Linked DNA regions of Mus musculus: region 1 is linked to region 2. Evidence: chromatin loops called from intact Hi-C (ENCODE). Cell type or tissue: left cerebral cortex. All regions are shown on one strand. Each heading gives the region's core, and the rest is flanking DNA. Links, peaks and the distances in the headings are about the cores only. Region 1 has its middle 7.9 kb from the start of Eif2ak1. Region 2 holds the start of Usp42 (ubiquitin specific peptidase 42).

Evidence for each region. Hi-C counts contacts between places; a loop is a spot of excess contacts. Peaks named below come from ENCODE experiments on the same cell type or tissue, not always from the same donor. Only the 100,000 strongest peaks of a DNase experiment are listed, where the experiment ranks them.
Region 1: it touches region 2 in a loop (6-fold over the local background); 7 of 42 quality-filtered maps call a loop at or near these places.

Annotation. Positions count from the first base shown.
Region 1 is chr5:143,802,211-143,817,587 of GRCm38, forward strand. No RefSeq gene overlaps it. Among named protein-coding and RNA genes, the nearest start is that of Eif2ak1, 7.9 kb to the right of the region's middle. In left cerebral cortex, for the core only: no CTCF peak of the experiment used is centred there; DNase peaks (open chromatin) are centred at 7,438 and 8,679; H3K27ac peaks cover 207 bases.
Region 2 is chr5:143,724,365-143,739,741 of GRCm38, forward strand. It overlaps Usp42 (ubiquitin specific peptidase 42), which reads right to left and starts at 7,916. Exons shown (of 18, transcript NM_029749.2): 1 at 7,799-7,916; 2 at 3,416-3,662; 3 at 2,125-2,325. The coding sequence starts at 3,653. Gm38737 (a long non-coding RNA gene) reads left to right here and starts at 8,091. Exons shown (of 3, transcript XR_868672.3): 1 at 8,091-9,488; 2 at 10,190-10,343; 3 at 10,694-11,067. In left cerebral cortex, for the core only: a CTCF peak has its summit at 7,927 (motif pointing right); DNase peaks (open chromatin) are centred at 4,908 and 8,112; H3K4me3 peaks cover 2,337 bases; H3K27ac peaks cover 696 bases.

The DNA of each region.
Region 1 (15,377 bases), core at 4,240-12,239, 78 kb after region 2:
AACTGAACAGATGCACAAGCTCCCACCCCCACAAGGTTATACACACAGTAATGTCTGCTGAGGAGACTAGAACCAGAGGAGCTGTCAGGAAGAGGTGCTTCAACCTGTTGATATCTAGAGCGCCAGCTTTCATGAGTCGGCCATGTGTGAATGGATTTTACTAATGCAGCTGACTTTGAGTTATCCCTGCTTCTGTGCGTAACCCCTCACCCATACTCCTATAAGTAATTCCAATAAACTCACTGGTTCACCAAGTTAGACTTAGGTGGTGCGTTCCCTATTAGTTGTATAGCATCTCCCCAGGGAAAGTATCCCAGCCACTTTATCCAATCTCGGGGTTTAATCTTTGTCCTGCCTGACATGTAGCAACCTCTTTTCTAAGTGGGATTTTTGATATTACAACCATCTTCCTTCCAAGTCCCCTTCTGTTACAACCTCGTGGATATAAATTCTTTACCATTCATATCTGTTGTCATCTGAGGCTATAAAGGAAATGGGTTGGAAAAGATTAAGATGAAAAAGAAAGTCAGATATTTGAACTCCCCCTAAGAAACATGACAGAAATGTAAAGGCCATGGGGCCTTCTCTCTGAAGGGAGATCCTAAGGGCGAAAGGTAGTGAAGGGAAACGACCACTAAGGTCCGCGGCCTCTGGCAGGGACGACACCAGTCAGCACTGGCAGTGCAGCTCAGACTCCTGGAAGCAAAGGTTCGAGACCATTCTTAGAAAAGATACGAGGGCTGGGGTTGTAACTCAGTAGTAGTGTGCTTGCTTAACTTGCCTGAAGCCCTGCGTTTGATTCCCCAGCACCCAATGTAAGTGTGGTGCCCATGCCTGTAATGCCAGCTCCTGGGGAGGCAGAGGCAGGAGAAGCAGGTCATCCTGTGCTGCACTGCAAGGTCGCAAGGTCGCAAGGTCGCAAGGTTGCAAGGTCACAAGGTCGCAAGGTCACAAGGTCACAAGGTCCAGGCCAGCCAGGGCTTCCTGAGTTTCAGTCTCACCATAACCTAACTAGCCCTCCTGTCTTCATCCCTAAGAACCATGCCCACAAGTGTGGGCCAGCACACCAGGCTTGGCTCACCTTTTGAAGCCTTGCGAAAGGCTTCACAATTGGCCCCACATAAAAGCTCCTTCCAATCGCTTTGTGTTTGCTGCTTTTTATTTATTTATTTTTTAATTAGGTATTTTCCTCGTTTACATTTTCAATGCTATCCCAAAGGTCCCCCATACCCACCCCCCCAATCCCCTACCCACCCACTCCCCCTTTTTAGCCCTGGCGTTCCCCTGTACTAGGGCATATAAAGTTTGCAAGTCCAATGGGCCTCTCTTTGCAGTGATGGCCGACTAGTCCATCTTTTGATACATATGCAGCTAGAGACAAGAGCTCCGGGGTACTGGTTAGTTCATATTGTTGTTCCACCTATAGGGTTGCAGTTCCCATTAGCTCCTTGGGTAATTTCTCTAGCTCCTCCATTGGGGGCCGTGTGACCCATCCAATAGCTGACTGTGATCATCCACTTCTGTGTTTGCTAGGCCCCGGCATAGTCTCTGCTTTTTATTTTTATAAGTAGAGCAGGCTGAGCTTGTGAGTCAAGGAGTAGACAGCATGGTTATACCCTGGAGCAACAGGGCCTTAGTTCTCTACATTTTGAGGTACAACCCTTTGACACATGGCCATCCTTCAGCCACCACTAGAAGAGCCATTTCTCCCCTGCTCACTGTTTATATTTTTTCTCTTCCCCTTGCTTACTTCTCCTCCTCTTCTTCCCTTTCTCTTTCTAATAATTTTTTTTAATTGGCTTTTGGAGACAGGATGTTTCCTAGAATGCACTCAGGCTGACACCAATCTATGGAGCCCAGTTTGATGGCCTTCAGCTCCTCATTCTCTCCCTTATAAATGCTAGGCAGAGGCCACCACATCAGGCTCCTTACTTACAATTTTTGTATACTATATAGACGTATATGGAATGCAACAGAATCGAACCCATGATAACACTCGGCAGATAACGCTTACTTCTGGGCAAGGCAGAAAGCCAGGCTGAGCACCATAGTCCAAAAAGGAGGGTAGATTTTCTTGAAGACAGCCTGGAAGGGTGGCAGGAGCCGCGTCCTACGTCCATCGCTGCTACCGGCCACCCCAAGAAAAACCCACTAGAAAACTACACCCCAAGTTTGAGCCAACACCACTCCAGCCCAAACCCACCACCCACCCACCCACCCACCACCCCCATGCTGAGCCTGCAGCAAAACTGCCATGTGCAAACGTGGCTGTTGTGGAGTTTCCCCTGGGCAAAAAGCTACTTCCGGCTATGGTGTCCATCTCCAAGTACCGGTGCCAAATGGGGCCTCGCTGCCCCTGGCCTGGACACTACACAAGATCTAGGAACGTGGAGTATGATGATGCTTCAGTACCTGACCTCGTTCCCAGGTTCCCTACCCCTCTCCTCCCGCTGCCTCCCTGATTTCTCTTTTAACAGAAAAACCACATCTGACAGAAGACACTCATGTGAAAAAGTACGGGATGCGAGGGGAGAAGATGCTTTCTGACAAATGACAGCAGTGCATTATTATCTATAACCAGGTTGCTCAGAAAGCCAAGAAAAATAAAGTATCAGAGCCCAGCCAAGAAAAGACAGGTGTTCAGTAACAGGGAGAGAAAGCCTCAGGTAGATGTGTCAGTTTACATAATGTAACTTGGGCAACATCAAGATCCTCTTTATAAATTAAGAAGATGTTATGTATATTATAAAATAAAACATTAGGAAATTTAGTAATTAGTAGCCGACATCATTTGGGGACAAGACTGCTATAAGCAGTACTTGAATAATTGCACAAAGGAAATGAAATCTACAAAGGGCAAAGATTAAAGGATCATGGGAATATGAGCATAATATTAAGCTTTCCCAGGCAATTCTTTACTTTTACCCAGGGGTCCCAGACAACCCAATGGAGGACTTTAGAAGTGTGACATTAGGCTAAAGAGATGCTTCAAGGTGCAAAGGTGCCTGCCACCAAGACTGATGTCCCCAGAATTCATGTGGCGGAAGGACAGAACTGGCTCCAGAAAATTGTTCTCACTAACGTGTGAATCTCCCTACTTGTACACTAACTAAAGATAAGGAAATAAATGCAAAGGAACAATTTTCAAAGCCTAACATTTCTCCCTTCCTTCCTTTCTTTCTTCCTTCCTTCCTTTCTTCCTTCCTTCCTTCCTTCCTTCCTTCCTTCCTTCCTTTCTGTTTTTGGTTTTGGTTTTTCGAGACAGGGTTTCTCTGTGTAGCCCTGGCAGTCCTGGAACTCACTTTGTAGACCAGGCTGGCCTCGAACTCAGAAATCTCCCTGCCTCTGCCTCCCAAGTGCTGGGATTAAAGGCATGTGCCACCACCGCCCAGCTCTTTCTTTTCTTTATTCTTTTTCCAGTCTTGCTGCATAGGACAGAAAGGCCTAAAACTTGCTGTGATCTTTGCCTCTAATGTGATATTGACTTGACTTAATTTGCTTACTATAATCATCTCGAGTTGTATCATTTTCCTGTGAGTGACACTTTTTTCCCTCAGAGACTGTCACATATAGAGCAATCTGGCCTTGACCTTGCTAGACATCTGGGCATGGCACTGAGCTTTTGATTCTTTTGCCTCTGTTTTCTGAGTGTCAAGATCACAGGCATATACTGCTGTACCGGGTTTAAGTAAGTGTTCATGAGGTGCTGTTAACTGAACTTAGGACTTCTTGCATGTTAGATAAAGACTCTAGCAACTGACCTACATCCTCTAGTCCCTCAGTGAAGTTTTAATTAGTAGTCTTCTGATGGCCAATAATGTTGAACTTCTTTTCTCTGTTCACTGGTCACTTGTACTTTATATTTTAAGTACTGGCTGTTTGATTTCATGCAATCCTATTTGTCAGTTGTTGGCGTGATGAGTGAATAGAACCCCCTCAGAAAGTCCTTGCCTATGCCTGTTTTGAAGTCTCCCCACCCCAACACAAACTGTCTCCTATAATAATTTTAGGGTATAAGTCATATATTAGTGTGTTAGGGTTCTCTAGAGTCATAGAACTTATGGAATGAATCTCTATATTGAGGGAATTTATTGTGATGACTTACAGTCTGTAGTCCAACTCCTCAACAATGGTCAGCTGTGAATGGGAAGTCCAAGAATCTAGTAGTCGCTCAGTTCCACAAGGCTAGCTGTTTCATCTGGTCTTCTGTAGAAGTAGATTCCAACAGATGTGCTGGCAAGTAAATGAAGGCAGTCGAAGAGCGAATCTTCCTTCTTCCAATGTCCTTCTGTAGGTCTCCAGTAGAAGGTATGTTCCAGATTAAAGGTGTGTACCACCACGCCTGCATTTGGGACTTGCTTTGCCCCAGGCTGAACTTGGACTCAGAGATCTCCTTGCCTCAACCTCCTGGGAATAAAGGCCTGTTCTACCTGGCCTGGGCCTAAACTTTTCATGGCCACCATGCCTCAAGATCTCCCTATCACGATCCAGGTCAGAAACTTGTCTTCCAGCCTCAAGGCCTGGATCACAGGTGAGCCCTCCAATTCTGGATTGTAGTTAATTTCCGATATAGTCAAGTCGACAACCAGGATTAGCCATTACAAGTAGTTTTTTTTTTCTTTTCTTTTTAAAATCTATTTTGAGTTGACTTTCCTACAGGGCAAGAGAAGAAGAGAGGGATCTACTTTTATTTCCCTGCTTCAGCCCGGTTCCCAGTACTCTTTGTTGAAAGGGACAGAGCTAGGAGGGTCAAGACTTCAAGACTGTCTGTGGTTACCTAGAAACTTTGTGGGTAGCTTGGACTACATGAAACTCTGTCTAAAAATTAATAATGAGCCCGGCGTGGAGGCACACGCCTTTAATCCCAGCACTCGGGAGGCAGAGGCAGGCAGATTTCTGAGTTCGAGGCCAGCCTGGTCTACAGAGTGAGTTCCAAGACAGCCAGGGCTACACAGAGAAACCCTGTCTCAAAACAAAACAAAACAAAACAAAACAAAACAAAACAAAACAAAACAAAACAAACAAAACCAAGACGAGATAAAACAAAAAAACCCATCCACATAACACTAATACTTCAAAGTAAAACAGCAAAGAACATGAAAGTTTGAAAACAAAGAATATACCCACATCCCCATGTACCAAGTTAACCATTGCTGTCGAATTTTACTTGTGTCTTTACACAAATTATGTAGTGGATAATATACTACCACAGGCTGAGCACATTATGATAAGAAGTTTATTTTAGTTCACAGTTAACGTTTAAATTAGAGGAACTACATCTGGGATCCTCCTGCTAGCAGAGTCCCTAGGTTGCACAGACTGTCATAATGGTGAGAGAACAGGAACGTGAGAAAGACAACTGAACTGGCTTTTACAGCAATCTCCTGAAATAACCAATCAATCAAAAAAATCCACTAGTCCATTAATTGCATAAGTGGTTTAATCCACTCATGAGGGCAGATAATTAATCTCCTTTTAGATGTCCCACCCAGTCTCATCTCTTAATCTCATAAGAAAGATTAAATTTCGATATGGGTTTCCGAAAGGGGGAAGACCACACTCAGACTGTATCAACTACTTTTATTATAGAACTGATGATCGAAGATAGAGCTGGATTCCAAATGCCAGTCTTTCAGAAATCACTCCCCTTACACCCTGAGATAAGTGCTCTGAAGAGTGGCAACATAGCTCAGTGAGCAGAGTGCTAGCCTAGCGTGCTTGAAACCCTGGGTTCGATCTTTGGCACTACATAAAATTGGGCTTGTTGTTAGAGTCTTGTAATCTAACCAGTTGGGAAGTAGAGACAGAGATATCAGAAGTTCAAAGGTCACCTTTAGCTACATACTGAGAATATAGTGAAGCCGGGCAGTGGTGGCACACGCCTTTAATCCCAGCACTTGGGAGGCAGAGGCAGACAGATTTCTGAGTTCGAGGACAGCCAGGGCCACACAGAGAAACCCTGTCTCAATAAAAAATAAATAAATAAATGAGAGAGAGAGAGAGTTAGAGTTTTCTCTTATCCTGTGTGTATACCTGTGTGTGTCAGGTGTGCCTGTGTATATGTGTGTGTTCAGGTATGCGTGTGCATGTGCGTATGTGTGTATACAACAGAAGACACCCTTGGGTATTGTTCCCCAGACACCATCCACCTTGGGTTTTTTTTTAAACCACACTCTGTTTATTGTGCTGGTGTACACAGGCACGTGCCATGGTGCATGTGTGGAGGTCAGGGGACAACCTGCTGGCGTCAGCCCTTTCTCTCCACCACGTGGGCCTCAGGGATTGAACTCAGGCTGTCAGGCTTGGCACTTTTGCCTGTTTTATGAGACACCGTCCCTCACTGGCCTAGAGCTCACTAAGGAGGCTCTTCTCACTGTGAGAGGAGCACACTGCACCACAATGCTGAGGCTACTGGAGGGTTCCACCATGCCCAGCTTTTCCTTTTCTTTTTTAAATGAATTCTGTGACCCTCAAACTTGGATCTTTGGGTATCAAATTCAGGTCTTTGTGCATACAAGGACACGAAAAACTCAAACTTTCCCAATTGAGCCATCTACCTAACCTGGTTTTTTGAGACTGGGTTTCTCTCTATAGCCCTGGCTGTCCCGGAACTCACTCTGTACACCAGGCTGGCCTTGAACTCAGAAATCTGCCTGCCTCTGCCTCCCAAGTGCTAGGATTAAAGGCGTGTGCCACCACTGACCGGCCAGTAATTATGCTTTTAAAGTCAGGAACCATCTGGGCATGTTGGTACTTCCCTGTAATCCCAGTACTCAGGAGGCTTTGGTGTGAGAATTGAAAGTTCAAGATCCGTCTGGGTTATATACTGTGTTTTGGGCAAATGTGGAATGCATAGAAATCATCTCTCAATTTTGATGATGATGGTGGTGATGGTGGTGGTGGTGATGATGGTGGTGATGATGATGACGTTGATGATGATGATAGTGGTGGTGATGATGAAGAAGATGACGATTCCAGTGCTAAGTGGGAGCAGAGCTCAGTGGTAGAGTTCATGGAGCTTTGGGCTTGGTCCTTAGCATTGCAAAGAATAAAGTAAAAAGCTAGGCATGGCAAGAGTGGATTTCTGTAGTCCTATCAGTTGAGAGGTGATGGTGGGAAGATCAGGAGTTCAAGGCCAGTCTGGGCTACATTGGAAGTTCAAGTCTTGCTGCAGTTACATGAGACTTTGTCTCAAAGGAAAAAATAAACTCCAAAATAATAAGAAGAGTAATAATAAGGTCAGAATCATTTCCATGTGTGTCTTAGCATTTTAGTATGACTCTATGTGCAGAGATAACATACATTTTTGGCATATGTAAAGAAATTTGCATATGTGACACCATGCTGTTCTTTCTGAAGCTAAATTTGGACTCAAACTGCCTGGGTTTCAATTCAGTCTGCTGAGGATCTGTCTCTCTGCAGGGTGATGAGAATGTCTAAAATTATCCGCGGTAGCTCTGAATTTCTCTGAACATACTAAATTCACTTTACAAGGGTGAATCTTATAATATACAAATTATATTTTAACAAAACTATCATAAAATAGATACAGGTGTTTGGGTCCCCAGAACCCACATAGATGCTGAGTGTGCATGGTGGCCCCAAATGGCAGGGGTGGGATTCCCAGAGCATGCTAAGTAGCTTGACTGGCTGTATCAGAGATGCTCCAGGTTTGATTGACAGCCCCTGCTTCAGTGAGTAAGAGGAAGGGAAACGAAGGACTCCTATGTTAACTTCAGGTCTTCACAAGCATGTGCACACATGTGTATCTTCCTTCTTGAACAGGCATACACATAAGTTCAGAGCACACACACACACACACACACATACACACCACAAAATAGGGAAAATATATAAATACCAATGGAAATTAATATGTGGAAAAATCCTAATTGCACGACGTGTAAGTCGTATGTTCTTGGGCTAAGTATTTCAAAAGCTTCCTGTGCCCCTATGTTCTTGTCTATAAAATAAGATAAGCGCAGTATCTTTATGGCATGGTTGTTATGTGGAATCAGTGAGTGAAAATACTTAAGGCAAGATGGGTAGTAGGGCTAACATGACAGTGTTCAGTAAACAGGAGCAATGACTATAGTTACATTGTGACTTAGGGCCTTCACTAGGATGATTCAATGTCTCTGATGATCTACCTGAACTACTGTGATGGCTAATCTTATTATATGTAAGTACATTGTAGCTGTCTTCAGACACACCAGAAGAGGGCGTCAGATCTCAATAAGGATGGTTGTGAGCCACCATGTGGGTGCTGGGATTTGAACTCAGGACCTTCAGAAGAGCAGTCAGTGCTCTTAACCGCCGAGCCATCTCTCCAGCCCCCGTGATGGCTATTCTTGGTTGTCAACTTGACCATATCTGGAGTGAACTACAATCCAGAATATACAAAGATCTTATGAAAAGGTAAAGAAAGAATTAGGTCCTGGTCTGGTGGCACGCATCTTTAATCCCAGCACTCAAAAGACAGAGGCATGCAGATCTCTGAGTTCAAGGTCAGTCTACTGAGCCAAGTTCTAGAACAGGCAAGCTTAGGCAGTCGAGGAAATAATCGAAAACAGAAAGCTGGTGAAGATGTAATAGAATAAGGGGGCCTGTTCCAGCTCCAGCAAGAAGCAGAACTTGGCAGCCTTGGCCATGTGGCTTAGAGTCAAGAATAAAAGGGGTCACTGTCTCCCCCTGGCTGCTTTCAGATCAAGATGTAGAACTCAGCATCTCCTGCATGTTGCCTGCCTGGATGCTGCCATGCTTCCTGCCATGATGATAACAGACTGAACCTGTGAACCTGTAAGCTGGCCCCAATTAAATGTTGTCCTTATAAGAGTTGCCTTGGTCATGGTGTCTGCTCACAGCAGTGGAACCCTGATTAAGACACCTCCTTACCAGCAGTTGCTCAGCATTTTGCTCAGTGCTCAGGAAGAGTCACTCTACATTCACAATCTTTGTCCATCTTCCTGCTGACGGACATTGACTAGGTTTCTCCTCTGCTGTGATAAAATACTCCGACAAATGTGACGTAAGGACGGAGGAGGTTTGGTTTGTTTGTTTGTTGATGGCTCATTGTTTACAGGCACAGTCCACTGTGGCAGTTAAGTCACAACAGTAAAAGTTTGAGATAACCTGGTCAACTGCGTCCACAGCCAAGAAGCAGAGAACGGGTCCAACGAGATGGCTCAGTGTATAAGAGGGGCTTGTAGCCAAGCCTGACAGCCTGAGTTCAAGCCCCAGGGTTCACGTGGTAAAGGTGAGATCAACTCAGACGGAGTTAATGTACACGACAAAGTGTCCTCTGACATGCTCTACGGAGCGCATGCTCACATGCATACAGCCATGTGCGCACACGGAAAATACATAAGAATGTGATTTTTTAAATTCAAGAAGAAGCAAGAGAGGACCGGGAACACAGCTCAGCAGTGTAGTGTTTGCCTAGCATGCGTGAGGCCGCAGCTTCCGTCCTTGGCACTGAGAAAAACAAAGAATGTGTTGAAGCAGAGAGCTATGGATGCCTGTACTCAGCTCACTTTCTTTCTTTTTTTTAATCCAGCCCAGAGCAAATGGTGCCAATCAGAGTTATAACACATTTAATCTATATAATCCTTTAAGGACAGTCTCAGAGGCTAACCTTAATACAGAAAATCCCTTGTGGGCGTGCCTCCAGGTTTATCTCTTAGATGATTCTAGATCCTATCAAGCTGACAACATTAACCATTACAGATATTGGGCTCTTAACATTGTTATAATACCAATAATATTGTTACTAAACACCATCAAATGCATACCCTTGGGCACCGGTATTTCTGGGGTATGTTTCTTGACACATTCCCTTGTAGCTGACTAGGACCTGCCTACATCTCTGATGTTTTGGAATTGTAGGTATGTGTCAACGTGGCTGGGGTGACACAGTAATGCATCTGTATTGCCTAAGTGAATTTGAAGACAGATATAATATGAGTCCTACAGAATTTATACATCTAGAGACAAAGATTCAATAATGGATACTGATGATGGGCGGTGGTGGCACATGCCTTTAGTCCCAGCACTCAGGAGGCAGAGGCAGGGGGATTTCTGAGTTCGAGGCCAGCCTGGTCTACAAAGTGAGTTCCAGGACAGCCAGGGCTATACAGAGAAACCCTGTCTTGAAAAAAAAAAAAGGATACTGAGATGGAAGAATCAGGAAAAAAAAAAAACCAACAAAAGACAGAAAACAAAACAAAAACAAACAAACCACCACCACCAAACAAACTAACCCAAAGTGGGGGGGACCCCAGAGGAATGTGTTGTTATGGAAACAAAGAAATATGCTGTATCAACTTTGCAGTGGCCTCGTAAAGGTTCAGTAATGGTAATGTGCTGTGACTATTCTTCTGCTAGTATTTACTTTTCGACTTTTGTATTAGGAACCACACTTTGGGGACAAGTGCGCCGTCACTCAGCCAATAAAGGCTCTTGCTGAACAAACCCAGCCAAGTAAGTGATTCCAAAAACCTCCTCGGTGGAAAGAGAACAGACTAAGCAAAGTCATTTTCTGACCTCCGCATGTACACTGTGGCCATCCACCCACCCACACACTTCATGCACACCTCCAAAAATAATAAGAAACTAAATTGAAGCTGGAGAGATGGCTCAGTGGTTAAGAGTCCTGGGCTGCTCTTCCAGAGGACCTGGGCTCCCCGCATCTACATGGCACATCATCACCATGTGTAGCTCCAGTCCCAGGGGATGAATGTCCCTTTGTGAGCCCTTTGAGCACCTGGCTCACAAGCAGTGCATAGAGATACATGCAGGGGAAACACTCATACACGCGACAAAAATGGGAAAGAGCCACACTTTCATGGATTTCCTTACAGGTTCATCTTAACTTCCCACGCTGGTGATTTCCTTTGTATGCATTCCTGTATGTATTAGTTAGGGTTTTTACTGCTGTGAACAGACACCATGACCAAGGCAAGTCTTTTTTTTTTTAATATTTATTTATTTGTTATATGTAAATACACTGTAGCTGTCTTCAGACACTCCAGAAGAGGGAGTCAGATCTCATTACAGATGGTTGTAAGCCACCATGTGGTTGCTGGGATTTGAACTCTGGACCTTTGGAAGAGCAGCCGGGTGCTCTTACCCACTGAGCCATCTCACCAGCCCAAGGCAAGTCTTATATAAAAAAAAAACCAACATTTACTTGGGACTGGCTTACAGGCTCAGAGGTTCAGTCCATTATCACCAAGGTGGGAGCATGGCATTATCCAGGCAGGCATGGCGCAGGCAGAGCTGAGAGTTCTATGTCTTCATCCAAAGGCTGCTAGTGGAAGACTGACTTCCAGGCAACTAGGGTGAGGATCTTATGCCCACACCCACAGTGACACACCCATTCCAACCAGGTCACACCTATTCCAACAAGGCCACACCTCCAGATGATCCCACTCCCTGGTCCAAGGATATACAAACCATCACACTGTATATGAGTAGAAGTGAAACTAGCAGGTAGTGGAAGTTGCATGTTGTCGTCTAGAAACTCTGCTTAGTTTGTGTGCTTGCTTGAAAGCACTGACCTTGTTAACGCTGGGCATGTCTACTGATGGTGAAACAGTGACGTGGGCCAGATACTGCATAGCACATTTTCCTTTCCCCAGGACTTTGTATATGCTATGCAAGTGCTCTACTACTGAGATCTAAAGCTCTATCTCTAACTTATGTCTTCTTTGTGCTTGTGTATGCATGCCTGTGTACGCGTGTGTGTTTGGAACATACACACACATGCTCGTTCATCCATGGAGGTGCTCACAGAGGCTAGAAGCTGATGTTAGGATTGTCTTCCTCAATCAAGCTGCATCTTGTTTTTTGAGGCAGGGTTTCTCGCTGAACTGGACCTTGCTTTTTCAGCCATCCTGGCAGGCCAGCTGTTCTCCAGGCTCTTCTTGTCTCTTCCTAAAGAATTCCACATTGGAGTTAGAGCCCTCTCATTGCTCATTTCATCTGTAAACCGGACACAACCTTAGAGGCAGCTGGGAAGAGGGACCTCAACTGATAAGGTGCTCAGATCAGACTACCATGCTGTGGCCATGTCTGCAAGGCATTCTCTTAATTTCTAATCACCGGAGCTGTGTAAGAATGGTGCTGAAGCTGTCTGTGGTGGCGTACGTCTTTCCCAGCACTCTGGAAGCAGAGGCAAGTTCATGTCTATGAACTCAAGGCCACCCTGGTCTACAATGTCAGTTCCAGGCTGTCCCAGGCCATGGAGTGAGACAAAAGTAAAAAGAAATAATTAAAAAATGGTCGCTGATTAAGTCAGAGGGAGTGCACTGGATCATCAACTAAGAAAATGCCCCCCAGAAGATCGGGCTGTAGTGTATTTTCTTAATCAGTGATTGATGGGGAGAGTCCAGCCCATTGTGGGTGGGGCCATCCCTGGGCTGGTGATCCTGGATTCTATAAGAAAGCAGGCAGAGTAAACCAGGAGGAGCAAGCCAGTAAGCAGCACCCTCCATGGCCTCTGCATCAGCTCCTGCCTCCAGGTTCCTGCCCTGATTTGAGTTCCTGTTCTTTAATGGTGAGCAGTGATATGGAAGTCTCTCCTTCCCAACTTGCTCCTGGTGCATGCTTTGTCACAGCAACAGCCAGGGTGCAAGCCAGGAAGCAGCCTTAGGTGCCTGCCTTGGCTTCCCTCCACCATGGACTGCAACCTGCAAGGAAATGAATCCTTTCGTCTCCAAGTTGCTTTCAGTCGTCATGTTTGTCACAGCAACAGAAAAGGAACTGGTATAGCCTGGTACTGCCTGGCTTTGCATGGATGCTGGGGCTCTGAACTTGGATCCTCTGGCTTGCACAGCTTGCAAGCACATTCCCTCCCCCACCTCCCCCCCACCCCAGACCCCTGGCCATCTCACCAGATTCCATATCAATGTTTTTAATGCCTACAGTCTATATCCCTGTATGGATATTTATATGTGTGTTTGGCTTTTAAATACAGAACAATTGAGTTTCATGTGTCTCAGGCTGTTCTCTGAACAGACAATGTAGCCCAGGATGGTCTTGAACTCCTGATCTTCCTCTTTCCACACTCAGGTCCTGAGATCACAGGCCCGCAACACCATGCTTGCTCAGCCTTGTATTTGGGAAGCATTCCTGTGAAGGGCATTGTTGAGTTATAAGCAGTGGCTTAAAAAACATGGGTGCAGCTCCGGGCGTGGTGGCGCAGGCCTTTAATTCCAGCACTTGGGAGGCAGAGGCAGGCAGATTTCTGAGTTCGAGGCCAGCCTGGTCTACAAAGTGAGTTCTAGGACAGTCTCAAAAAAAACCAAACAAACCAAAAAACCCATGGATGCATTCAGTTAAATCATTCTCCTGGAGGGCTGCTCTCTTCCCACACACGAGAGAGGCTGTATAGAACCGCGTGACTCTATATGGAACATACGTTAAAATAAAAATGTCAACTCTACCAATTTTTCATACCACGCTAAATTCGGAGCACAAAACAAGATGCTCATGCCAGCTGTACTTATCTGCATTGAGAGCTACTATGGATTATTTTCAACAGCACTGCACTGACAATCAAAGCAGGGACATTACCAGAGGACAAAGACGTTAACCTTTAAAAAACAATTGTATGTTTATGTGTGGTATATTCATGTGTACATGTTCATGTGCATGCATATATGGAGGCCAGAGGATGGTATCAGTTTTTCTTTACTGCTCATCACCCTATTTCTTTAAACTTGTGTGTGTATTTGTGTGTATGTATGTATATATATATATATATATATATATGTGTGTGTGTGTGTGTGTGTGTGTGAGGGTATGAGTGTATATGTGTATATGTATGTATGTGTGAGGGTGTGTGTGTGTGAGGGTGTGTATGTGTCTGTGTGAGGGTATGTGTGTATTTGTATATGTATATGTGTATGTGTGAGGATGTGTGTATGTGTGTGTGCCCACAGAGGCCAGAAGGTGTTGGATCCCCTGGAGCTGGAGTTACAGATAGTTTTGAGCTGCTAGACATGGTGCTGAAAACCAAACTCAGGTCCTCTGAAAACAAGTGCTCTCAACCACTGAGCCTTCTCCACCATATATATGCATATGTATGTATGTGTGTGTGTGTGTGTGTGTGTGTGTTTGAGACAGGGCTCCTCATCGATCCTGGAGCTCTCTGATTAGGTAAGACTGGCTGGCCAACAAGCCCCAAGGATTCTCCAGTTTCTGTCCCTTGCAGGTTCTAGTATAACATGCACAGTTGTAGCCAATGGCTTTTGTGTGGGTTTCTGGGGATTTGAATTCAGGTCCTTAGGCTTGAGCAACAAGTAAACTTACTCCCAAGTCCCAGCATCGATTTTTGAATCTTAACTTCATCATCTAGGGTAGCTTTGGAGGTGGGTGGGTGGGTTCCAGGTGGTCACAAGGAAAAAAAAAACCTTTGGTTTGAAACCAACTGGAAAGTTAGTCTCAAAACCCAAGAATTTCCTTTAGATTAGATTCTCTCTGGCATTTCCCATTTTGCTATGGTCTGTGATGGATCAAAGCAAGTTTGCTCTACTCGAGTCAGGACTTGTAGATAAATTTGTTTTTGTTCTGAAACAGGGTATCATTTAAGTCAGCCTGGCCTCAAACTCACTATGTACTTGAACACCTGGTCCTCTCATTTCTACCTCTCAAGTGCTCAAATTTAAAAATTAGAAGCATATAAACCACTACGATGGGTGATTTTTTTAAAAGATAGTTATTTTATATATATACGTATCACTTATACATATACATGTACATATATATATATATATATATATATATATATATATATATATATATATATGCATCACTTCTAAAATTAGGTCCCTTAGATGGCTGGATTTTCGAAATTAAAACACAAAGAAGAGGTTGGAGAGACGGTTCAGTAGTCAACAGCATTTGCTGCTCTTGCAGAGGACCTAGTCCAATTCTCATCAGTTATCAGTCCTCTGTAACTCCAGTCCCAGGGGATCTGATGCCCTCTTCTGGCCTCCATAGGCAACAGACACACATATGAAGGCAGAGTTGATATACCAACATCCATAAAATACTGCTTCTACTTTCCCGGTCTCCCCGCTCCCTCCCCCGCGCACCATGTATCTTCCCCTCGGTTTATTTACTTTGCCCTTGCCCCAACATCAGTTTTCACTCTCTCTGGTCTTCTTTCTGGTTTGTTAGGCTTTACCCACACTTACTCCCACGTATATCCATTACAGGTTAGGATATCTGCATTTGAGCGAGAAACACGCGGTCTTTGTCTTTCCGAGTGTGGGTCCCCTTGCTTATTATACTTTCCAGAGAAAAGTTTGCAGGTGTGAGATCTGAGCGTTTATGATGCCTACAGGGATAATATGGGAAGAACAGAGAACCAG
Region 2 (15,377 bases), core at 4,425-12,424:
TCACTTGGCGTATGTGAGGCCCTGCATTCAATTCCCCAGCACTGAAAAGGAAAAAAAAAACAACCCACATTCTTCACATCACAAACAAAAATTAACTAAGAAGGTATCACAAGCCCTTTGGGTAATGTATAGAAGAAAATGTAGTAAAACTCTCTCTGACCTCAGACTGGGCAAAGATTTTTTATCTCTTATGTCTTATGTATGTGTTACGTTTGGACGCGCACGGCCGTGTGTAGGGATCAGAGGACCACTTGAGGGAGTCAACTCTTCCCTTCGACAAGAGGAGCCCCAGGTAGTGAGTTCAGCTTGTCAGGCCTGGCAGCAAGCAGCCTGATCCCCTCAAAATCATCTTGCCAGCTCAGTATTTCTTAATAAAACATTTAAGACACAACTGATAAAAAATAAAAAAGATTAATGAACTACAAATCCTGACAAGTATTTTCAATTTCCAAAAGACACTGAGATGAATGAAAAGACACCTGTGAGGCAGGAAAAAAACATTTACAAATCTCAGTCTACCATTTCCAAAAACTATAAAACCCTCAAAATCCAACATATTGGAAAACTAGATGAACTATTTGAAGGGGAGAGGGAGAAGGCGCTGTAGCTCAATTGGCAGACTGCTCGCCTCACATGTGGGAAGCCCTGGTTATGACCACCTGTAAACCCAGGACTCAAGAGTAAAAATAGGAGGATGGAGGAGGAGAAGTGGCTGAGCCTGTCCGGCCTACATGAGATCCTATCTCAGGAAAAACAATCGAAAAGACATTTCATTTCAGCCAAGTAAACATCTAGAGTTCAAATCCCCACAAGATGTTTGCATCATTACTAATCAGAGAAGGGCAGAGCAGAGCCCCACAGTCAGAAGACTCCTGAGAATGCTCTCAATGGTGAAGACCGGGCCGAGGGTACAACTGAGGGATAGACCATTTGCCTACTAACAGGCGTGCAGCCTCAAGGTCCAGTACCAAAACAAACCAAACCAAAACGCCCTGAGCACATCTTGTATTGGGAAATGGTGTGAACAGAACTTTTACCCCCTGCTGGTTCTGAAATGTTTAAAAGTTATTGTGCCCAGAACACGAGGAAGCCATTTCATTCTTACACATGGACCTAAGACCAAAAAAAAAAAAAAAAATGTTTTACAAAGACTTGGTTTTTTCATTATTTCTTAGAGACAGGATCCAGGTAACCCAGACTGGCCTGAACTCACTCTGGAGGTCCCCTGGCCTTCACTTCCCAAGTGTGTAACTGTGTAATCTGTGATACACACAACCAACAGAATAATGTTGAATTATGTCAGATCGGGCAAAATAAAACAATATATATGTTGTAACTCCATATATGCAACATACAAAAAAGTAAATAAAATCAAGCTAATGTGTTGTAAGGTGGATCAGCCAGTTGCCTGGGACTGAGGAAGTGGGGACTGCAAAGAGGCACCAGGAAACTTTCGGGTTTGATGAATATAACTGTGGTCATCGTCTCAGAGACACAAAGTCAACACGCATCAGCGTGTGAATCTACAGTACAGGCTTTCTATCAATCACACCTCAAAAGAACTGTGGCAGGGAGGGATAGGGACAGCAGACAACCTTCAAATTTCTCTAGCCAACACTAAGCTGGGCTTCTACTGAGTTAAAAGAAATGTAAAAATCTAGGAATGCCAGGTCATACCTGGAAGCTGAGCAGGATTTTGGACTCGATTTGAAGATTACACAGCAAGACACACACATACACACCCCAAGGGATTCTGAAATGTCAAAAGCTAACAAAATAAATAAACTTCTTTTAAAATACTTTACAGATCAAATTAGGTGTGAAATGTTCCTTATGCAACCCAAAACCAATCCTAAAAGTCCCTCCCACCCACCCTAGCTTCTGAACCAGCAAACCAACTTCTCTGTGATCATTTAACTTGGATTTTTTTGATTTTTTTTTAATGCAGGCTGTGGACTGAACCTGGAGCCTTCTGCATGCTAGGTGAGCTACTACCACTGAGCTACACACCCAGCCCGTGGTAGTGTAATGTCACTACATTCTTCATTCATTTCAGAAGAAGACAGCATCAGGAAAGCAGACCACAGCACTGAAAACAGGTTCTCAAGAGCATGAGGCACTCACATGTCTTGGAGTGTTCATGGGATAACATGTAATTGGCGAGGGGTGGCGTGTAAGTCAGACACTGCAATGCGGCATTGGCAAAACAGGTGTTGCCCAAATTCTGGAGCCCAGCGCCAACTCGATGACTTTGTTGCCACTTAAGACAAATCTTTTCAGATGGAAACAGGACCTTTTGAGGAGGAGCAATGCCATCACCTAGGACTTAAAAAAGAGAGCAAAAAAATTAAAAACAAATAAGCAAAATACATAGCAACGTCTAAATCTGATCAGGACCCTACACCTCATTACTAGCCTGCCACAAACACAGAAGACAAAGTCCAAAGCCTAGGGTGACATTAACTCCACATTCACTTGGCTTCAACAAATCATCTTCAAGGACCCGGGGCGGGGGGGGGGGGGTGTTAACAAATTAAAGAATCTTCAAAGACATAAGTCCACCTAAAGCCAAACGTGGGCTTCATTTACACTGGAGGACCTGCAGGAGGGCTCGCAGGTAAAAGAACTTGCCACACAAACATGACAACCCAAGTTTAATCATGGAACCTGCAGCAGAAGCAGAGAATCTGACCTCAGAAACTTATCTTCTGACCTCTACATATATACCATAGCATGGAAACACACAAATAATACTTTTAAAATTATATAATAGAGGAATCTAAATATTGACTAGATGCATTTCTGTGTGCCACACCTGTGCACATGTAAGCACTGGTGCTGTGAGAGCCAGAAGAGGGTGTAAGTCAGACAGACAGAAAGACAGACAGACAGAGACACACACACAAACGAGGGAGGTCTGTGGTTGGAGGTTCAGCTAAGAGGCCATGAACTGTCGGCAGCTGGCTGATGGATATATGGGTTTACTGGACCTACAACTTTTTATTTTTTCCATAATAATTATCTGGAAATGTAGCTCAATTCACAGAATGCTTCCTTAGAATGCAGAGAAAGTCCTGGGTTTGATCCCCACACAATGCCCCTGTGATCCCGGCATTCAGAGACAAGAGAATCAAGAAGACAAAACAATCAGGCCAGCTTTGGCTACATAATGAGTCTGAGGCCAAGATAAAAGTCTATCCTTCAAGAAATTGGGAATTTAAAAAAAAATTCATCTGACAATTAAAAATCAATCTATCCTACTTGTTATACATGGTAATAATGATCTGTGGGTGGGTGTGGTAGATAAATGAATGAATGCTCATTAGAGCAAAATGAAATGGTGTCAATCTTGGACCAATGCCCTTCTGAATCCCCGGCATGGGAGCCCCTGGCGGCAGTAACTCTGTACTCATACCTTGATCCTTTGGTGGTGATGGCTTTGATTTTTCAGGTACAGACGAGTTAGAATAAACTACAGCACCAGGCACTGGCCCTAATGGAAGTGTGTGACTTGAGACATCACTTATTGAAGACACAGCGCCCCAGCTGGCAGAGCCTGTGTCCATGTCTTCAGGTGAGACCGCCTCACAACTGCCAGGCTGGTTCTGACAGGTTGATGGGTCTGAAGGTTCAGTTTTGTCAACTATGGTCATTTTTCAACCCTGCAAAAGACAAAAAGTACATTTGTTTCAAAGAGTGAACAGAGCAGTCTACTTGCCAGTCACTGTGTCCTCCAAACTTGTGTCTAACCAAGTGAAACTATCTTTAAACAAATCATCCAACAAAGAGAAACCATTAGTGGGAACAGGAATGTAGCTCCAGTGGTAGAGGTCTTGCCTAGCCTTAGTGGTTACATGCCTGTAATCCCAGCAATGGAAGTGGAGGCAGGAAGATCAAGAATTCAGTACAAGACTCTGTCTTGGAAAGACCTTGTTTTGGAAGCAGCAGCAGCACCACTACCAAAAAACCCTTTTCCTGTACCACATCCCGCAAACCATGCAAGGTTATACTCAGGCTCCTCAATCCACAATTATGTACACTAAAAACACCATATATATATATATATTGTATATAATATTTGTATACACACATATATATGTGTATATGTGTATGATATACACAATTATATACACTAAAAACACATATATTTTATATATGTGTGTGTGTATGTGTGTATATATATATATATATATATACACACATACACATACATACATACTGCTTAAAGCTAGGAACAGTCTACAATTTAATATATTTGATTACATTTTTAAATCATATACCATTTTTCAGGGAAAAAAGTCAATTAAATTGCATAAAGAGAATATTTAGCTTTAATTTTTAATTGAAAGTCTAAAATACTATTGTATGAAATTTGAAGTTTTGAAAAATTTTAGCTACAGAAAAGTCTTACCAGTGAAGCAAATACATTTTTCTGAAAAAGTCCAGCATTTATAAGTATTTCAACTTTTAGAATTAAACCTGTAATTTTGCTAACATCAAACTTTGAACACAAATATGTATTTAAATCTCTGAATCTTATTTTTAAATCTACTAATTGAGTTTTTTTGATGTGCTAGGTATCATATTAATTGCTGAATATTTATTTATTTGCTAAATTTTCATGATAACCCTTTGGAAGATCAGCCAAAATCTGCAAGGTCAGTGACTGAGCCCCAGCACCCAGCACCCAGCACCCAGCACCCAGCACCCAGCACCCAGCAGGACCGTTGTCTAGCCATTATGCAACCCAAGTCAGCAAAGTGCTTTTAAGGAATGGTCCTCAAAATGTCCAGGCAGCCAAATCTACATGTCAGACCTTGAAGAAAACCTTTCAGGAGTGCTCAGCTGCCCTCCCTATGTTCTTCCCAGCATCTGAACTTGGCACGCTTTAGTCTCTGGAACACTCCGCACGTTACACTCCCACCATAGACAGGGCCCATTTTTAGTCCAAGCTCCTTGCTGAGGTCCTGCAAGCTATTCTTCACATGTTCTCCATCTCCTACCTCTGCTTAGTTAACACTTCCCCTGTCAGGGTTAGAACTCATTCCTCTACAATGCTTTTTAGAAACCCATCCTAAAGGGTTTCCTTGACAACACCTTTCACCCCAAGATTGGGTAAGAAACCAATCCTAAAAAGTCCTTGTGCTGATCTCCATGGTAGCATGTAGTAAAAACTTAACTCCACCCTACCTGGTATGGGGGAAGCTTTCCAAACATGTGTTCAACAAATGAATGAAATCGTGCAAACAGGAAGTTACTAGTGTTTGCTTGTAGCACCAGCTTGTGCTTAGGGATTTATATATGGCATCTCATTTAATTCTTTAAAACCTCTGAATTAAAGGGAGTACCTCTAAAACTTGGCCTTTAAAAAGTTCACCCCTTTTAAAGTACAAAGGGTAATAAAATCCTTGTGTACTTCAGTGAACAGATGTCCCCATGTTGGTGCTTACAGTCAAGTTGTTCCTTAAAAGTTTCAACCTTCTTGTTTACAATTTTTAATTCAAGTGAAGTTACAACCTTAACAATGTAGGGGCAGTTACATAAAATCAGAAAGTCAATAACTTGAATACTTAATCAAATGAAGATAAATCACCTTCAGTCACAAGAAAATTTGGGCCTACTAGCCAAATAAAGTTTATATATTTCTCATGCTACAGGCAAAAGAAATTCTATATACACATACAGACACACACACGTGCACACACACACAGTGTATTGATGGAAAAAAAGGAACAGGAGGGAGAGTTAGGGGAAGGAGACAAAACTCCGTAATAAGGAAAGGCTAGTCTATCCTTACTTAAAATAACATTTATAGTAAAACCCCTTGATTTTCCTGGGACAAGCAACCTTTCCATACAATGATTAACAACCAACCAAACAAAACACCGTACTCATTCTAGCAAAGATGCTGTGATAGGCTTAGGAGATAAATATTAAGGAAAACACAACTCAAGTCATCAGAAATATGTCATTGTTTTGATTCTGGCAAGAATAACAGAACCCATCTATCTTCTTCACTTGGATATTCAGCCAATGAATATCACCTTAAAGTCACCAGGGATCAAACTAAACTCCACCTATAAGAGCCAACCTTTCTTAAAACCCAGCTATATTGTGTAAGACAGGTTCATATGGCTCCTGTTTTTAGTCTAAGTGAAGCGTCTGACAGTTAGTGTTCAAAACGGCCTGTGAATGGTAACTACTTACTCAAAGCCCAGCCAGTCCCAACACCTTTTCATGATATACAAAGTTACAACAGTCCATTTTGAAACCTGACCAGGGACCAAAGCTGAATAAATGTGCAAGACTAATTACTTGCTTAGGTCTCTTTTACGATAAGTAAATGCCAGGCTACATTTATCTTTCTCATTTTAAGAAAGAATATCACTATGTACACATTGTGTCCCCCCACATACACTGAAGAAATAAGGTCAACGCATTAAAAAAAACCTGTTATGCGAACTCTTCATAAACAGTATTATACAAGTTCTGGTAACATTTCAGTTTTAAGAAACTTTAAAAAAAGACACCACTTGGTTTTTAATTGTATTTTGGTAAACAGAATGATTAGCCGTAAAACTCTGCAAACCAAGTACTTACTGTAGTCTTGAATCAATGATTACAGAAAAGAAAGTGAAACTGTCCCTGAGTAAAAACAAATAAGTGTAACTCATTATTCACAGACCTAAGCATCTGAATGAGTGACATGGTAAAAGCAGAACGTTTAAAATGCATGCTTTGAAGAAAAGTTCTCCTCCATAAACAGCTGTGCGAACCTGGATCCGGTTGTTACTTTGTAAAAGGGGCGTTAACTAGTTTCCCCGACACTTTTTGTTACTTGAGTGTATTTACTTGAAAGAACCACAAACAAGCAAGTCCTAAGGCCTTCAGATATAAAAGAGCTATTCAACAAAAGTAATCTCAACTGTATTCTAGGGAGGTTAAAGTCCTAGATTGTAAAACTTTGGTCCCGTCAAATTTTCATTTCAAACATCTGAATCTGATCCCTCCCACCCGCCCTTTCCTCCAGGTAAGTTGGTTCTCTGTGCCCCAAAAGATAAAGAGCCTGGGGGAGGAAGGCACACTCGCTTTTTCGGAGGGGAAAGAGCTACGGGGCTCCTCCCCCCCACCCCAACACCCCCGGCTGTCCGCCTCTCTTGCGGGTGTCCGCTCCGCTACGGCGTGGGCAACTCGGGTGTTCTGCTGAGGAGCCTAGTGGACTGCGCCCGGGTGGGAAAGTTTGTCGGGGTGGGGTGGGGGCGGGGAGGCCAGCCCGGAGCTCCGAGGGGCGCCCTGGAGCCGGAGGTGGCAGCCACGCGGGGGGGCGGCGGGCGGGCCCCGGACGCCGGCTACGCCGGCTACACTGTCCCGGCGTGCACACGCCCACCCCGGCAGCTCCAAACGCGCCGGGCGGCCCGGTAGCTGCCGGCCGCCCGAGCAGCGGACCGAGGGGGCGGGCTGGGGCCGGTGGGGGTGGGAGCGCTGTGGCCATGGCAACCAGGGGGGTCCGGCCCTTCCGTGCAACCCCGGCGCTGCCTTCGCTGCGAGCCCGCCCGCCGTGGCCACCGCCTCCTGCTCTGCGGGCCTGGCCCGGCCGGGCGGCGGCAGCGCCAGTCCCGCAGCCGTGGGGTCCCCGGGCCGCCCGGCGGCTGTAGAGGGGGCGGCGGGCGAGGGGCCGCGCTAGTCCCGGCGGGCCGCGGCCGGCTGAAGGCGGCGGGGCGGCTGAGGCCGCGAACCAGGGACACGCGGCCCGGCCCCACGCCGGCCTGCAGCGGGCGGGAAGGAGGCGGGAGCTTACCTGACCCGGCTCGGCACTCGCTCCATCCCCCTCGGCCGCCGCCGCCGCCGCCGCCGCACACAGCCCAGCCGCCCGGCGGGGGACAATGACGTGCCTCCATCCGGGCACCGCCGCCGCCGCCTCCGGGTCAGCGCCGCACCCGCAGCTTGCCGGCCGGGCCGCCAGGGGGCGCACCAGGGCCGCGCCCGCACGCGCCGCCGCCACGGCCTCCGCCGCCCAGGGGCCGTCGCGCAAGAGGCGCGGCGCGCAGCTAACGGGCCGGGCAAACGCGGGAGGGGCCGTCGCCCAAGGGCGGCGGGGCGCGGGCTGGCCTCACGCGTCAGCTAAGCGCCGGGCTCCGCCGGAGAAAGCACACTGATTGGTCCGACGCCCTGATTGGCGGGATGCACTGATTGGCTGGGTGTCCGGCAGCAGGGCGGGGAGGGGCCGCTTCCGTTCAGAGTTCCCGGAGTGGCCCGGGTTGGGGCCCTAAAGCCAGTACACCTGAGCTCCCATCCCGGGAGACTCATGCCTCTCCTACGCGTGGCCCTGCGGACTACGGTGGCGAGGCCACTGGGCTCTGCGATCCACGGGCCCTCACCGCGATGGGGCCTCCGCTGTCTCTACCTTACGTAGCCCTGCCAGGCTAAAGAGCAGACCATGCACCCCCCTCAACGTCTCACTTCAAGTCTTAGCTCTCCAGATTGAGGCAACTGCGCCCCAGTCCTACAGTCATGCTTCTTGTTACTTCCTGGATCCTGAGGCTGGACAAAGTAGTTCATCCTTGTATTCTCTCCCCTCCAGCGCCTGCCTGTGGTACCCATTTAGTACACACCCCTGAAGAGCATTCACTGCTGATCAAAACCTTTCACCCCCTAGACCACCAGTTCACTACACCCTACTGACCTAAAGAGCTGTGGTCCTGCCCACCACCCACTTGCCTTCTCTCTCACTAAGCCTAGTCTAACTGACTCCTCCAGCACTCCACTCTGGTTTCACTATACTCTTGTGGACACAGTTTTTTGTTTTATTTTAAAACACAGATCAGAAGAAGAAGCTAAGCTCTTTAGCTTGGGCATTAAAAGTCCCATTTTAATGATTCCCAGTACAGGTGAGTCTGAGACAGGAGAATCACAAGTTTGAAGACACCCTGTGCTACAGAAGGACTCCCAGTCTCAAAACAAAACACCCAACTCCATATTTCCTTTTTCCTTTCATTTATTCCAGCCACAGCATGCTATGTTAAGCTTTTAACATTATAAAGAGGTCAGGAGCCTATACCTACTCATGCTACCAACTTCATTACAGTCCCTATAGGTTGGCTATAAAATGTCTATTGAGTATTTGGAGCAAAAAACTCAAGTACTTTGAGGAATTAAAAAGGAGAAAGAGAATCCTAGTTGCTCACATTTCAGCATCTCCTGTCAAAATTAACACCACAACTTTTTTCTTTACAAAAAATGGTTATGGAATTTCACCACTGTAGACCATTATTAAGAGATTTGCAAAAGGTAAAATAACCCATGTCTGTGATCCTAGAATTCAGCAGCTTAGGCAGAAGGATTGCCATGAGTTCAAGCCAGCCTGGACTACAGAGTAAAATCCTGTCTGTAATCCAGGTCAGCCAAGACTATAGACTGAGACCCCATCTCAAGGAAAATGACCAATTTGTGCGACTAGAACTACCTGCTCAGTACTTTGCCTTTTCCAGGTAATTAAATTCAAATGCTGAGGAACTGAGGGACTAGTTATCTAGCTAAACGTTATGGTATTTCAGAACACTTCCCTTTGAGGTCCCAGAAGTTTACCCCGCCCCTGTTGGGATTTATTAAGAATGGGGTTTGGTGTTTGTTTTTAGAGGCAGGGTCTTATTCTGTATAATGGCTTTAAACTCTACAACCTCTGCCTCAATCTGCAAGTGCTGGGCTTACAGATTTAAATGAGGGAAGAAAGAGAATTTGGCCCCAGTGGACAAAACATTCTCAAATGGCCCTCACTTCTGCTTTGATTTTACACAAAGTTTGATGTTCTTTAATTCAGGTCACCTTAACAATTTGACTATAAAAGCATTTTGTGTGTGTGTGTGCGTGTGTGTGATATGTCTGAGTGTGTGTATGTCAAAAACAGGTCAACATCAAGTGGTTTTTTTTTTCAACTGCTACCATATTTGTGTAGTATGTGTATGGACACACTTGCAGGTGTGCATGCTCATTAGGAAGTCAACTGTTAATAGCTCTCATATTTCCTCTGTGTGTGTGTGTGTGTGTGTGTGTGTATGTGTGTGTGTAGAACAGAGGTTAACATTTGGCATCTTCGTGTGTCACACTGAACTGAGAGCTTGGTTAGATGGCATCCATCAAACCCCTGAGATCCACATGTCCTGTGCTATGTCCCCTCTCTACTCCCTGGAAGTGGAAGGGCAAGACAGCATCTACAGAAGACCACTGCAACTATGCCTGAAACACTGTTCCCGCCGAGAGCACTTCAGGTCGTCTGCTGTGGCCTTGGAAAGTAGCTCTCCCAAAGCACAGAGTGCATTCTAGAAGATCGTGCAGACATCTCAGAGGTAAGAGAATTGCCCCCTTGCAATTCTTACCATAGCCACCACTCTAAGCAATAGAGGTATGCCATGGCCGGATCATTCCTTCTCTGACAGCAGGCTTTTTTGAGAAAGGGTATCATATAGTCCTGGCTGGCCTAAAACTAGCTGTGTACCTGACTTTGAACCACAGATCCTCCTGCACCAGTCTCAGGAGAACTGAGATAACTGGGGTGTACAAACATGTACACCATCTGTAGGGTGTGTGTGTGTGTGTGTGTGTGTGTGTGTGTGTATGCATGCCAGAGGAGAACTTCAGGCATCACTAGATCCTGTTTTGTTTTGTTTTGTATTGTGTTGTTTTGTTTTTGAGACAGTGACTTTCACTGGCCTGGAACATGCCAAGAAGGCTAGACTCATTGGCGATAAAGGCTTTACCACCTCAGACCTAGGCAAGCAAGTCCATGTCACCACAGCTGCATATGAGTTATGGCCATCTATCTCAGTTCTTACTGCTTGGCAGAACTTTACTGGAGGATCGGTGGACAGATCAGTGAAATGGCTAAGTAGTTTGAAAAGGCGCTTGCTGAAAGCCTCAGGGCCTGAGTTAGATTTCTGGGACCAACTTAGAAGAAGGAGAGAACTAATCTCCTCCAGTTGTCCTGTGATCTCCGCCACAAGCATGCTGCAGCAGATGTGCAACACCCCCAACACCAAATAAATGTAAAACTGTTTCAATAAAGGACCCATCTCCTTCATCCACGGTTACATTTCTTGGGACAGGGTCTCACTTTGTGGCCCAGGCTAGCCTAGAACTCAAAGCAATCCTCCTACCTTAGCTCCCTGAGTGCTGGGTATGCAAATATGAAACACTAGATGTAACTTACAACTTGTATCTTATGACATTTGACATCATCCTGACCAACTTTGCAGACTTGGGGAGACTCCCCCTCTTACAGAAGCTGACTCTGTTGAAAGACAGTTTATATACCAAGAGGATGTCTTCCATCCACAAAGCAAACTAGCTGATGTTCTATTCACAAAAACATCCTTACCCCACTCACTGTCAAATATGTATGTTGCTACCACTAAATCATGAAAAACAAGTGACAGGCAACTATGTCTTCACTAAAATTATTACAATTTGTCAGTGCTATCTTGCCTAACTGCCTATGTTACTTTTGTTTTTGTTTTTGTTTTGTTTTTGTTTTGTTTTGTTTTGTTTTTCAAGACAGGGTTTCTCTGTGTAGCCCTGCCTGTCCTGGAACTCACTTTGTAGACCAGGCTGGCCTCGAACTCAGAAATCCACCTGCCTCTGCCTCCCAAGTGCTGGGATTAAAGGCATGCACCACCACGACTGGCGCCTATGTTACTTTTAATAAAAAATGCCAGTAAAGATTATTCCTAAGACGCTCCCAAAATCCTACTTTTGTTGTTGTTGCTGTTGACAGTCCAGACTAATCCTGGAATACTCTTTGTTTCTCAGACTAAATCAAACGTAAGCATCTTGAATTTTGGGCTTACAAGCCCATACCTCACAGTGCTTTTTGTCTTCATTCTAATGCTTATTCCAACCTGGCACCCGCCTGACCCAACTGACACGGATCAAGGCCCTGTTGGGCAGAGCTGCTGTTACTTCCTTCCAGAGCTCCTACAGAGCTGCCTGGAGCTATGATGTCTTTATCACCCCGCCTCTGACACCTGCATCCTTAATATACTACAGGTTATCTGGAAAGGGGGCAATAAGACAGCAGACACACCAAGTGATCAACTTACCTCAAAACTGGAGGAAGTAATGTAGAAGACTCGAGGAATTTTCCTCAACTGGGGAGATGTAATTGGTTGCAGGCCGGCAATAGACTTAACCCTGAGGGTCAGCGGTCTTCAGGCCTGGTGGTGTTGGTCCTGAGGGCTGCCTTCACCAATGAGTCTCCTAGAGAAGCACAGAGGTGAGCTTGTCATTATGAAGGATGACCCATCAGGTCAAGGGCATTGCTCTAAGCTTGATGACCTGAATTCCATCCCTACAACAGCAGAAGGAGACAAGTGCTGTACGATTGTCCTCTAACCTCTAGCACACTAGAAATGTAATGGAGCCTTTCTGAAAGGAAGACACAAGGATGATGTAACCCCTGAGCTTAGAGGATAGAGTGATTCCCTAGGATGCAGAGAACCATGGGTCCCCTCTCCATAAACAAATCAAGGGCAAATAGTAGCTGGGACTTGTAATGCTCAGACTCCGAAGACAGGAAGCACTACTTCAGGAGTTCAGTCTTATTGTGAGCAGCGCAGTGAGCCCATGGCCATCCTACATGGTGACCTGAGAACATGAAACATTAAAAGGCTCTGCCCCAGAATCTCAGAGGGGAGGGAGGAGGCGGGAGAGGAGGGAGAGGTGCCAGGGGACAGCCTCTGGTGTTGTCCCTAATCTTTCATCTTAAAAAATATATATTTTTTTCTGTGTATGGGTATTTTGCTTGTATGTGTTTAAGTGTACCGCGTGCATTTCTGGTGCCTGCAGAGGCCAGAAGAGAGCCCCAGATCACCTAGAGCAGGGGATACAGGTTGTCGTAAAGTGCCTTGTGGGTGATGGGGACTGAACCAAGGACCTCTGGAAGAGCCCTGAGTGTTCTTTACCACCTAACTGTCTCTCTAGCCCCACCTTTCACCATTTGTAAGTGGTCTCTTGCTGTCTACTGTGTATGCTAAGCTAATTGCCCCAGCAGACTGTTTCTGGTCTCTGCCTGCCTTCTCACGGTACTGAGCCTAGAGTGCTGGCCCCTCACCTCAGCTTCACAGCTTCAGCAGACTTAAACTGAAATATAAAAGGCGGGTCCTCATGCTTGTTGACACAAGTTTTTACCCATAAATTCCTCTTCTCAGCTTCCCAGTCCCCATTTTTGATAGTCCAGGCTAATCTGAAACATCCTGTGTTTCCCAAGCTAACCTCCAACTAGTGAATTCCCTGCTTGAAGCTGCGGAGTCTTGGAGTTACAGACCTATTTATTATGCTGCTTTGGGATCTCATTCTGGCATATGCCTCTTCAGCTAGCCTGGGGCCTCACCTTGACCCTGCTCCTGGTGTGATGCAGCGCCCTCTCTGTGTAGGATCTGTGACTGTGTGACCATATTCCTAACAAGTCTTCCCATGCCCTCCTGGGGCTGTAAGAGTGAACCTAGATCCCGCTCTGACATCTACGCCCTTGGACCTCAGCAGGCATCTAGGAAAAGGGAGATGGAAGACCCACCAAGTGTCCAACTTACCTCAAGAACTATAAGTAGTAATGTGGGAGATGAAGAATGGTCAGAGGTCTTGGGACCTGGTGGCCTTGGTCCCTATAGGCTGACCTCACCAGTAAGCCTCCTAGGAGCAAAGATACAAGCATGTTATTAAGAATTGGCAGGACGGCTTAGGAATAAAGGTGTTTGCTGCAAGCGCAGACTCCTCAGGTTTGACCTGCAGGACCCAGTGAAAGGGGAACAATGAGTACCCTCTGACATTGCAAATTATGTAGAGCACACAGAGTAATAAAATATTTTAACAAAAGAAATTACTTTAGAATGTCAAATTCATTGTGTGGAATGCTAGCATAGCATACAGGAAACCATGGGTTCCTTCCCAAGTACAGTAGAAAGGGCCTGTGGGAGGTCAGGCTTGAATCCCAACATTCCCAAATGTGCAGGCAAAAGCCGGTGAGAGTGGCATACGACTTTTATTCCAACACTTGGCAGGCAGAGGCAGGCAGATGTCTACATTCCAGGACAGGGATACACAATGAGACTACAGCCAGGGATAGACAGTGAGACTCTTGTCTTGAAACAACAACAAAGCTGCAGGGAACTGAGATGGGAGTTCAGTGTCAGAATGAGAGACGCAGGGAGTCCATGGCCAACCTACATGAGAAGGTGATGTGGCATTAAAAGCTCCCCCCCCCACCCCGTCCAATCCTTGTCATTTTTAATATGTGTGCATGCGTGAGTGAGGATGAAGTTTATCAAGCCCTCCCTCTAGTGTGGTCCTAGCCATATACATGCTTTAAATCAGTGTTTCTTCCTCTATAGTTCTCTGTTGTTATCTTGAAAGGGGGTTAAGGGGAGAAGCCAAGAGTCTAGCTCACCCAAAAGAGTAGAGAAAGGCCAGGCAGTGGTGGCACACGCCTTTAATCCCAGATCTTGCAAGGCAGAGGCAGGCATATTTCTGAGTTTAAGGCCAGCCTGGTTTACAGAGTGAGTTCCAGGACAGCCAAGGCTATACAGAGAAACCCTGTCTCGAAAAACAAACAAACAAACCCAAAAACAAAAAAGTAGAGAAAGTAACTTGGAAGGCTTGGAGAGGGCAACTCCAATTGGTGGGGGCTGGCAGAGGACTTGAGCCCAAGGGTCACAGGTCCTGAAACTTACTGATATAGGGCCCTACTGCCCTATATCAAAAGAGAAAGGACTGTCATTAAGGATAGGTTTTAGGGACAAGGCAGATGGTTTAACTGATAAGGGCACTTGCCACCAGGCTAGCTGTCTGAGTTCCCTCTAGGGTCTGCAGAGTGGAAAGACAGAACAGAATCCATGAAGTTGTCCTCTGCCTTCCCATGGAGCGATGACACATAATAAAGAATAAGTGGAATTAGATGTTTTAACAAAAGAAGTGATATTAGGATCGAGCAGAGTTGGCAGTGTGCTGTCCTAGCGTTCAGGAAGCCATGTGTCCTCTCTCCAGCACCAAAAAAAAAAAAAAAAGAGTACAAAGCAGATATGGCTTGTAGTTCTAGCGCTCCTGAACATGGAGGCAGCTTAATCAGGGGTTCCAAGTCACCAATGGTGGCCATGCTACATGGTCAGGTCAGTGAGACCATGTGATGGAATTAAAGGCTCTCGCTCTCAACCTCTCAGAATCTCTGCTCGTTCTTCTTCTTAGCCTTTTTGGGTGTTGGATGAGGGTGCTGGCTTGTGTGCTGTGTAGTACTGGGTGTGTGGAGAGGACAGACATCTTCCAGGGTTGGTCCTCAGTCCTACGCTTTAGATGCAGGGTTGCTCCTCCACTGTCTGCACCAGGATTGTTGTCCC